Regions from separate parts of the Homo sapiens genome. Here region 2 is linked to region 1. A link is a loop called in an ENCODE intact Hi-C map of the cell type or tissue named here. Cell type or tissue: dorsolateral prefrontal cortex. All regions are shown on one strand. Links, peaks and the distances in the headings refer to the core of each region. The heading gives the core; the rest is flanking DNA.

Region 1 (4,414 bases), core at 170-4,169:
CATACACATTATGAAATAATATGAGGATAATTAGAAGTAATGGGGAACACAGGAGGCAATTTCTAAAAAATGAAGCATATTTTTTATATATATAATGTATATATGTATACCTGTATATAATGTATATATGTATACCTGTATATATAATGTATATATGTATACCTGTATATATAATGTATATATGTATACCTGTATATATAATGTATATATGTATACATTATATATAATGTATATATAATGTATATACACATACATGTATGTATATATATACACACACGTATATATATATATATATATACACACACACTTTTTTTTTTGAGACAGAGTTTCGCTTTGTTCCCCAGGCTGGAGTGCAATGGAGCGATCTCAGCTCACTGCAACCTCCGCCTCCCGAGTTCAAGCGATTCTCCTGCTTCAGCCACCCAAGTAGCTTTGATTACAGGCATGTGCTACCACGCCCAGCTAATTTTGCATTTTTAATAGAGACGGGGTTTTGCCATGATGGCCAGGCTGGTCTCAAACTCCTGACCTCAGGTGATCTGCCCGCCTTGGCCTTCCAAAGTGCTGAGATTACAGGCGTGAGCTACCACACCCAGCCACATTTATATTTTATATTAAGTAATTTTGTTCCTTTCCTACCCCATTATAATATAAACTTCATGAAAGTAGAAACTTTATTTTATTCACTACAGTATCCCTAGTCCATAAAAGAAGGCATGGCATTACATCCTCAATAAATATATGTCGAAAAGAAGGAAAAAGGTATAGATGTTTCCACTGTATTTCTTATATTTTTCTGGAAACAAAGGGGAAAGGTGTTCCCAAAAGGTTTCCAGGAAAACTTCAATCACCAATGAAACTGCAAGCTCTTGTCATGTTCCTCAGACCACTACCTAATTAATTCCTTTATGTGCAATACATCCTTTCTAGCCTGTTGATACTCAATTTCTGGCGCTGCTGTAACTTGTGGAGCAAAGAGTGCCACGTGAGAGGTGCTTGGGCCCCTTCATACTGTGCCTCACCTGCGAACTGGGGAGGCCACTGCCATTTAGGCTCCAGCATCTTTTACAGGCCAGCTGAGCCACCAGAAGGGAAGGGGAGAAAGAGACATGCAAGTTCTCAGAATGTCTGGTATATTCACTCACACACATTTCTCTTCTCTTCTCAAAAAGGATCCTGGCAACAAATCACTGATTAATGATGAGAGAAATGGAATCAGGAGGACCCCATGATACCCTCTCATCCTAGTTTTGGGAGATAAAATCTCCCACTGTGGGGAGGAGGAAGACCCTACAGGGTTTTCTTATGTTTTGCAGCTTCCAAATTGTAGTAGGGTCCTATTCTATAAAATTGCTACCAACAACTGTATACTTAGTGATATAATACCATATGGAACCTTGAGTTTTACTTAAAGAGTAGATTATGTGGCAATTCATAGTTATCCTAGTATGGATAAGAAAATATCCTAGTAATAACATAATTATTCTAGTTATGAGTTTTTTTCAGACAAGAAACTCTTTTATTCATCTTTTTATCTCTAGTGCCCAGACTCAACATATGACTTTGTATATAGTAGTTCTTAATAAATGATAGCTTAAAAATTAAATAATATTTTTAAAATGGTGAGATATGGCTTAAAGGGGTTCAAACAAATTCAGAGTTTTGTCTAATCTAGGTGTTTCTAGATTTATGAGCAGGCAATCACATATTATTGAGTATGTATTAGTGTTTTAGTTAGTGTTAATACAGTATAATAAACCCTCATTGATTGTTGTAGAGAAATCCTACTATTTTACACTCATATACTAGAAATGTTTAAAGTCACAATTTTAAAATAGTGGACTTCAAACTTTATTATGCACAACTAACCTGGGCAGTTTCCTAAACTGCAGATCCAGGCTACATTCTCAGAGCTTCTGATTTAGAAATTCTGGAATGGGGTTCAGGAATCTCCATTTTAACAGGTGCTCTAGATAATCCTGATATAGGTAATCCCTAGGTAATCCTGATACAGTTGGTCCTTGGACTACTTACCATGGACTAGGCTACAAGGTAATATAATAATAAATCTATACAGTTCACCTTTTCAATACGAAGAGAAGAGACTAGCCTATTAAATGTGACTTAACTATCAAAATTACCCGTGAAAAGAATAGGCAATTTGCTAAGACTTCTCAAAATGAACCAAGGGAGGACATAAGGGCGAGAAATATTAAATTTCAAGCCAGAAATGACTCTTTTTAAAACTTCAAAGAGACTGACAATCTGCTTAAAGTAAAAGTGGAAGAAGAATGGCAGCAGTACAGAAGTGTTTTATGAACAATTTAGGAAAGCAACATTGATTCAAGAGGTTTATTTGATAACATGTTTTAATGGTTATTATAAAAGTGAATGCCTTCTAATCTTTGATTTGCTGCTAAAATATATATGTATTTATTTACATGAAATTTTTTTTTTAAATTCCCCCCTTAACTCCCTACTTTCCACACATTTTTAGCTTGCCAACATTACTGCGTTAATGGTGTCCTTTTTTTCTCTCTCTAGAAACACATGCCCTGGGATTAAAAGGGGATTACTTTGGTCTACTTCCACATCCATGTCCCAGGGAAGGTACTGCTTCTGCTTCCGACCTGACCTTTAGGTATCTGCAGCCTTCAATTCTTTACAGTGGGAGTTGCTTTAGCATTGATTTCTTGGAAAACTAAGAGCTGTTTTCAAAAGCCATTTTCAAGACAAATAATGAAAATTATTTTCTTATGCTTATGGATGTTACAAACTGTGTAACAAGCTTTTCTCTTTAACTTTGCTGCAAGAAAGTTTAAAGGCAACTGTATAGCACTTCACTGAATATAGTTTTATGCTGACCTCACTTCTAACTCCATTTTTATATCCTTTCCTTTATTGTTTTATTTTTCTTACCTATTTCTAATTCATGTATTTTGCTGCAATCATGTATTTATGTTTATTTTTTCATTGTCAGCCATTTTAATTCCCTTATTGGTGCAATAAATAGTAAATAAGACAAATAAACAAAACAAAAACATATGTATGTATGTGTATTTGGTATTTACATCGCATGTACTCAAAATAAAAAATAAAAACTAACCACCTAAAATAATTGACATATTTCATTATTCTTTGGGCTATAGATTCACTTGACTGCAGCACTTCCATTTAGGGAGATATAAAATTAAAATACCACCATGAAAAAATCCATATGAAATTTGACATAGGTATTTTCAGCCCCAGGTCATTAATTCAGTTCTGACTGACATCTTTCAGTTCTGTTTTAAAATTTTTGTGTTCAGTCTTTCGATTACACACACAAAAAAGTTTTGGCTTAATCAGCCTAATAAAGTGTATATTTCTGAAAACATTTTTATGTAAACAAATATAGAAGTATACATGATACATACACATACATTTTTTACTTAGAGTCTTCAAACCAAATATTTCAGTCCTTTGCTTCCAGTATTATTTTCTTTTAAGTAAATACTTTTCATTAAGCAACAAAGAGTGATAGTCATCTCAACACCAAAAACTTGTATTCAGGCTAAGTTTAGTCTACTTTGCATATTTTCCTCTGAGAATGATCCAGCCAGTCTCAGTCTGATTCTAGTAAAACTCAGGTAATGTGGAAGAACTCTAATTGAGTATTAGACATTTTAACAATTATATTCATATTGATATGTCCTTATACGACCACTCTAGGTGAAATATTACTATGCTTGGGACTTAAATATGATTTTTGTTCTTTTATTAATTTCTGAATCTCATATCCTTCCAGATACCAAAGGAATACAGTACCACCTGGGAATAATGTCAATTTTCACTTTAAAAAAATATTTTGTTGCTTTTCCCCTCAGCATGGGCAACCAATAGCTGATTCATACTTTCATTACATCACAGTTGGATTACAGAAGGGCTCTTTAGTCTGGCCTCCGCATGTCTCTTGCAACTCATTTGTAGACAGCCCAGAAACTAGCAGCTGGACTTCATTTTTGTTCCAGCAGTCACCATTTTATAGTGTTTCTCTAAGTCACTGTGAGTTTCACTGATGACAAGTCTAAAACTCCACAGGTATTCATATTTAGTGGGTTAAATCAGAGAGAAAGGATTATGCTTAACTTTCTATAGGTTCATGTCACTCAACTATACTTTGCCATTCACTTACCATACGTCAAAAAGGTGGAATAATACTATTCTTACATAGAGGACTAATAAGATATACTTAGCAAAAGTAGGTGGTTGCAAAACATTTTTTTAAAAATCAGAGTGCTGTATTTTTAAAATCTTGCATAGAACTCTGGTTCAATTTTTGAGTCCTTCCAATTTCTCATAACTCTGTGGTATTCATAATAAAGCAGGCAGATGGTTAAGTCTCTGAACATATGCTTTAAATGCCCCCTTTGCT
Region 2 (4,414 bases), core at 309-4,308, 50 kb after region 1:
TCTCCACTTTCACTTTCTTTCTTATTCCTTTTTCCTTCTTTTTTTTTTTTCTCTTGGTGAGGGTAATGAGGCTCAAAAATAACATCTTGTATCCTGTTGAGGGAAACTTGGTCACAACTATCCTTCCAGATGACAAACTCATTCTTAAATGTCTGTTTCCCAATCCAAAGAAAACAGAGCAATTGAAAAAATAGAGACTCAACATCACTTACAACTACCAACACCAGCCCTCTTAATTCCCATGCTGTACTACTCATCACGAGGAGAACTGAAATTTATTTACATTATACCTAACCTCAAATAGGACCACAAATAAGACTAATAACAGGACCATTTTGTGGCACTCAGGCAAACGGCTGGGCAAAACAGATGGATCTTACTTTGCGCCAGGACTCAAAAAATATAGTCGCCAACTCACTGTTGGCGACTACATATCTTGGCCCAAAGATGGACCTGGAAGTAGGACCAGTTGTCTTTGATATGAATAGTGCTCCTCTTCTTATCTCCTCATGGAACAAATCAGTAACTCTGTCACTATATAGTGGGGTTATCAGGTAGAATTGCTTAAAAGACTGGTCATCAAGGATGTAAAATATTCTGAGGGAATGTCAGGTGAGATGAAGGAACAGAAAGTCAGGACAAATACCTTATTTTTGGCACTTTTGTCTATTTTCAACTTTCTGTTTTTTTTTTTTTTTTTAATTCAAATTCACTACTGTACACTGAACCCACCTTTAAAATAGATTTCAGAGTATGTGTCATCAATAAGAAAACTTGTTTCTCACATTTCAGGTTCCAAAATCTGTTAAAATTTTAAGTCACATAGATCAATCTCAGTCATTATTAAAATTGACCACCAGTGTCAGACTTCTTTAATTGGAAGAAAACTATGTAAGGCTTTATAGATTACAGTCAACATCCAATGATGCACTGAGCAACAGCTCCGTAATCAATGCAATATACAAAATCCGGAAGAATGCTTCTCTGGCAGAGACCCTTTAGCAAAAGAGTTGTACATTCTGCACTCCTTAAAGATTCTGAATGGCTTTCCAGAGAAGTAGCAAATGCATTATATTGCAGTAACCTATCTTGTAAGTCACAAGGCCACAAACAAAGCCTCTAGTCAATAAAAAAACAAAACAAAACAAAACCTGAAGGGGGGTGAGAACTACAGATCTTACCATTGACTACGAACAAAGGGCTGCTTCTGACCACATTCTACTTTCTAAAATCCTCACACAGAAGGAGTTTTAGATATCACCAGGTCACAGAACTTCAAGGAAAGAACAACAAAGCATTCCAGCTTAGGAGGTCTATGTTAATTCAGGCACTTCTCTTATTGCTCTTCCAACTATTCAGTACTGACTGTATCTTGCTCAGATTGCTTTTGAGAGTTCACTCATCTCTCTATAATTTATTTATTCAGACATTGTGCAGATTTGATTTTTAAGAGACAGCCCTGTTTGTGGTCAGCATAGAAGGCTAATTATAATACTTTAATTATTTATTTTAGTATTTTTTTCTTTCCACTATTTAAAAACTTTTTATTATAAAATATTTCAAATATATGAGAGAGGGCAGAATACAGAAAAATGAACTCTCCAGTACCCATCACCCATAGTCAATTGTTTTTCCAATTATACTTTCACCTACTTTTTCTTCCACCAGAGCATCTGAAAGACAATCCCAGATAGCTTATTATTTTATGCATGAATACTTTACTATGTGTTACTGAAAGATGACAATCATAACTAATATCATTCCACATCAAAAATAATAGTAATTCTTTAATGTCATTAAATATCCTGTCCATGTTAAATGATTGACTTTTAAATGGTCTTTTCTTTTTATAACTGGTTAGTTTGAATCAGGATCTAAATAAGATGTACACATTATATTCAAACGATAATTATCCTTTAATCTATAAATTCTCCATTTGCTTTTTAAAATTTTAACTTTGTATTTTGGAACAATTTTAGAATTATGGAAAAGTTGCAATGATAGTACAGAGAGTACCCATATTTCCTTCACTAGTTTTTCCTAATGTTACTATCTTACATAACCATGGTAAATTTGACAAAATTAAGAAATTAATATTGACACAATACTATTAACTAAACTACAGACTTTATTCAGATGTCACCAATTTTTCCATTAATATGTTTTTTCTGTTCCAAAAATCCAATCCAGGATACCATACTGCATTTTAATTGCCATGTCTCCTCAGTCTCTTCTGATCTGTGATAACTTCTTGGTCATTCCATGTTTTTCATGACTGATAATTGTGAAGACTAGTGGTCAGATATTTTGTGAAACCTTTTACAACTTTGATTTGTCCAATCCCGTAACTAGATTCGGATTATAGGTTTTAGAGAAGAATACAAAAGAGGTGATGTGCCCTTCTTATAACATCAAAGGTATATGATATCTCGGGGTATGTTAACCTTGGTCGCTTGCTTAGGAGAATGTCTGCCAGGTTTCTCTATACTTAGTTTTAATAAACATAACAGTTTATTGAGATATAACTTATATAACATACAATCCACTCTTGTTATGTGTATAACTCAATGACATTAAGTAAATTTAGAGTTGTATAACCATCACCTCAATTCATTTTTAGAATATTTTTGTCACCCTACAAAGATCCTTCATACCCTTAGGGAGTCAATCCCTAGACCCAGACAACAAATATTTTCTCTCTCTATAAATTTGCCCTTTTTGGATATTTTTATTAATGCAATCAAATAATATGTGATCTCTTTCATGTAGCTTTTTCACTTATCATAATTCATTTTTAAGATTCTTTTATGTTGTGGCATGTAGCAGTAGTCTATTCCCTTTTACTGATGAATACTATTCCACTGCATGGATATAACACCACATTTTATTTATCCATGCATCAGCCAATGGACATCTGAATTGTTTCCAGTTTTTTACTGTTACGAATAATGCTGCCATGAACATTCACATAAAATACGTCTCTGTGTGGACATATTTTTTTTCCTCTTAGATACCTCAAAGTGGTATTGCTGGATCATAAGGGTAAGTTTATTTTAACTTTTAAGAAACTTCCAAACCACTTTCCAAAGTGACTATACTCTTACATCTCCCCTGGTAATATAGGAGGCTTCTAATTTGTCTTTATCTTCCAACACTTGTTACTATCTGTCTTTATTACAGCCATTCTAGCGGGTGTGAAGTAGTCTTTTACGGTTTTAATTTACTTTTCCCTGGAAATAATAATGTTGACCATGTTTTCAAGTGCTTATTAGGCATGACTTCATCTTCTTTGGTGAATAACTTCGGTGAATTGTCAAATATTTTGCCCAGTTTTTAGCTGGGTTGCTTGTCTTTTTATTATTGAAGAATTCTTTATATATTATGCGTAAAAATTCTTATCAGATTATGATTTGCAAATCGCAATCTTGCAAATATTTTCGCCTGTCTTTGGTTTGTCATTTCATTTCTTTAATGGGTCTTTTGAAGTGCAAAAGTTTTAAATTTTGTTGACATCCTAATTACCAAGGATTTTATTGAATCAAGCTTTTGGTGTGATAGCTAAGAACTTTTTCTAACCCAAAGTCATGAAGATTTTCTCCTGTTTTCTTCTAGAAATTTTATAATTTTAGCTCTCACATTTAGGCCCATGATTAAATTTTTGTGCAGGATATGAAATAAGAACTAAAATATGTTTTTTACAGTCCTAGGTTCGTGAATATTCATTTATATCGCATATAATCCTAGCATCAATTACAGAGCACTGCTTATTGAAAAGACTATCCCTTCCCATGACAAATTGCCTTGGCACCTTTGTCAAATTTAATTGATCAAAAATATGATGAATTTTCTGAACTTTCAATTCCATTCCATTGATCTGTATGCCAATATCATACTCTATAAAGTAAGTTTTAAAACCAGAAATTGTACGTTATCTAATTTTGTTTTCCTTTTTCAAAAGTATTTTCACTATTTTGGATCTTTTGCATATTCGTGTAAATTTTAGGATTAGCTTGTCAATTTCTGTAAAAACGCCTTTATTCTTTTTGACAGGATTGTGAATTGAACTGTTTTCTTAATTTCATTGTTTGTTGCTAGTATACAGAAATATAATTGATTTCTGTACAATATCTCTTCTTATATTCAGTTAACTTGTTGAATTCCTTTATTAGTTCGTGTGTGTGGTGGGGGAGGTGTATGTACATTGCTTAGAATTTTCTATGTACAAGATTATATTGCCGGCAAATAAATAGTTTTACTTTTTAATTTCCAATCTGTATGCCACTGATTGTTTCTTTCTGCTGGTCTGTCTAACCCTTCTCTTTCCCTTCCCCTCCCCCTCCCCTGCAGCTGCTGCTGCTTCTTTTTTTTTTCCTCTAATTTGCTTCTCTCTCTCTTTCTTACATGTATTTATCAT

What was found. Peaks named below come from ENCODE experiments on the same cell type or tissue, not always from the same donor. Only the 100,000 strongest peaks of a DNase experiment are listed, where the experiment ranks them.
Region 2: it touches region 1 in a loop (2.6-fold over the local background); 1 of 110 quality-filtered maps calls a loop at or near these places.

The regions. Positions count from the first base shown.
Region 1 is chr3:114,753,136-114,757,549 of GRCh38, forward strand. All of the region lies in intron 5 of ZBTB20 (zinc finger and BTB domain containing 20), which reads right to left. Among named protein-coding and RNA genes, the nearest start is that of MIR4796, 12 kb to the left of the region's middle. In dorsolateral prefrontal cortex, for the core only: no CTCF peak of the experiment used is centred there; no DNase peak of the experiment used is centred there; H3K4me3 peaks cover 510 bases; H3K27ac peaks cover 286 bases.
Region 2 is chr3:114,803,097-114,807,510 of GRCh38, forward strand. All of the region lies in intron 4 of ZBTB20 (zinc finger and BTB domain containing 20), which reads right to left. Among named protein-coding and RNA genes, the nearest start is that of MIR4796, 62 kb to the left of the region's middle. In dorsolateral prefrontal cortex, for the core only: no CTCF peak of the experiment used is centred there; no DNase peak of the experiment used is centred there; H3K4me3 peaks cover 418 bases; H3K27ac peaks cover 1,009 bases.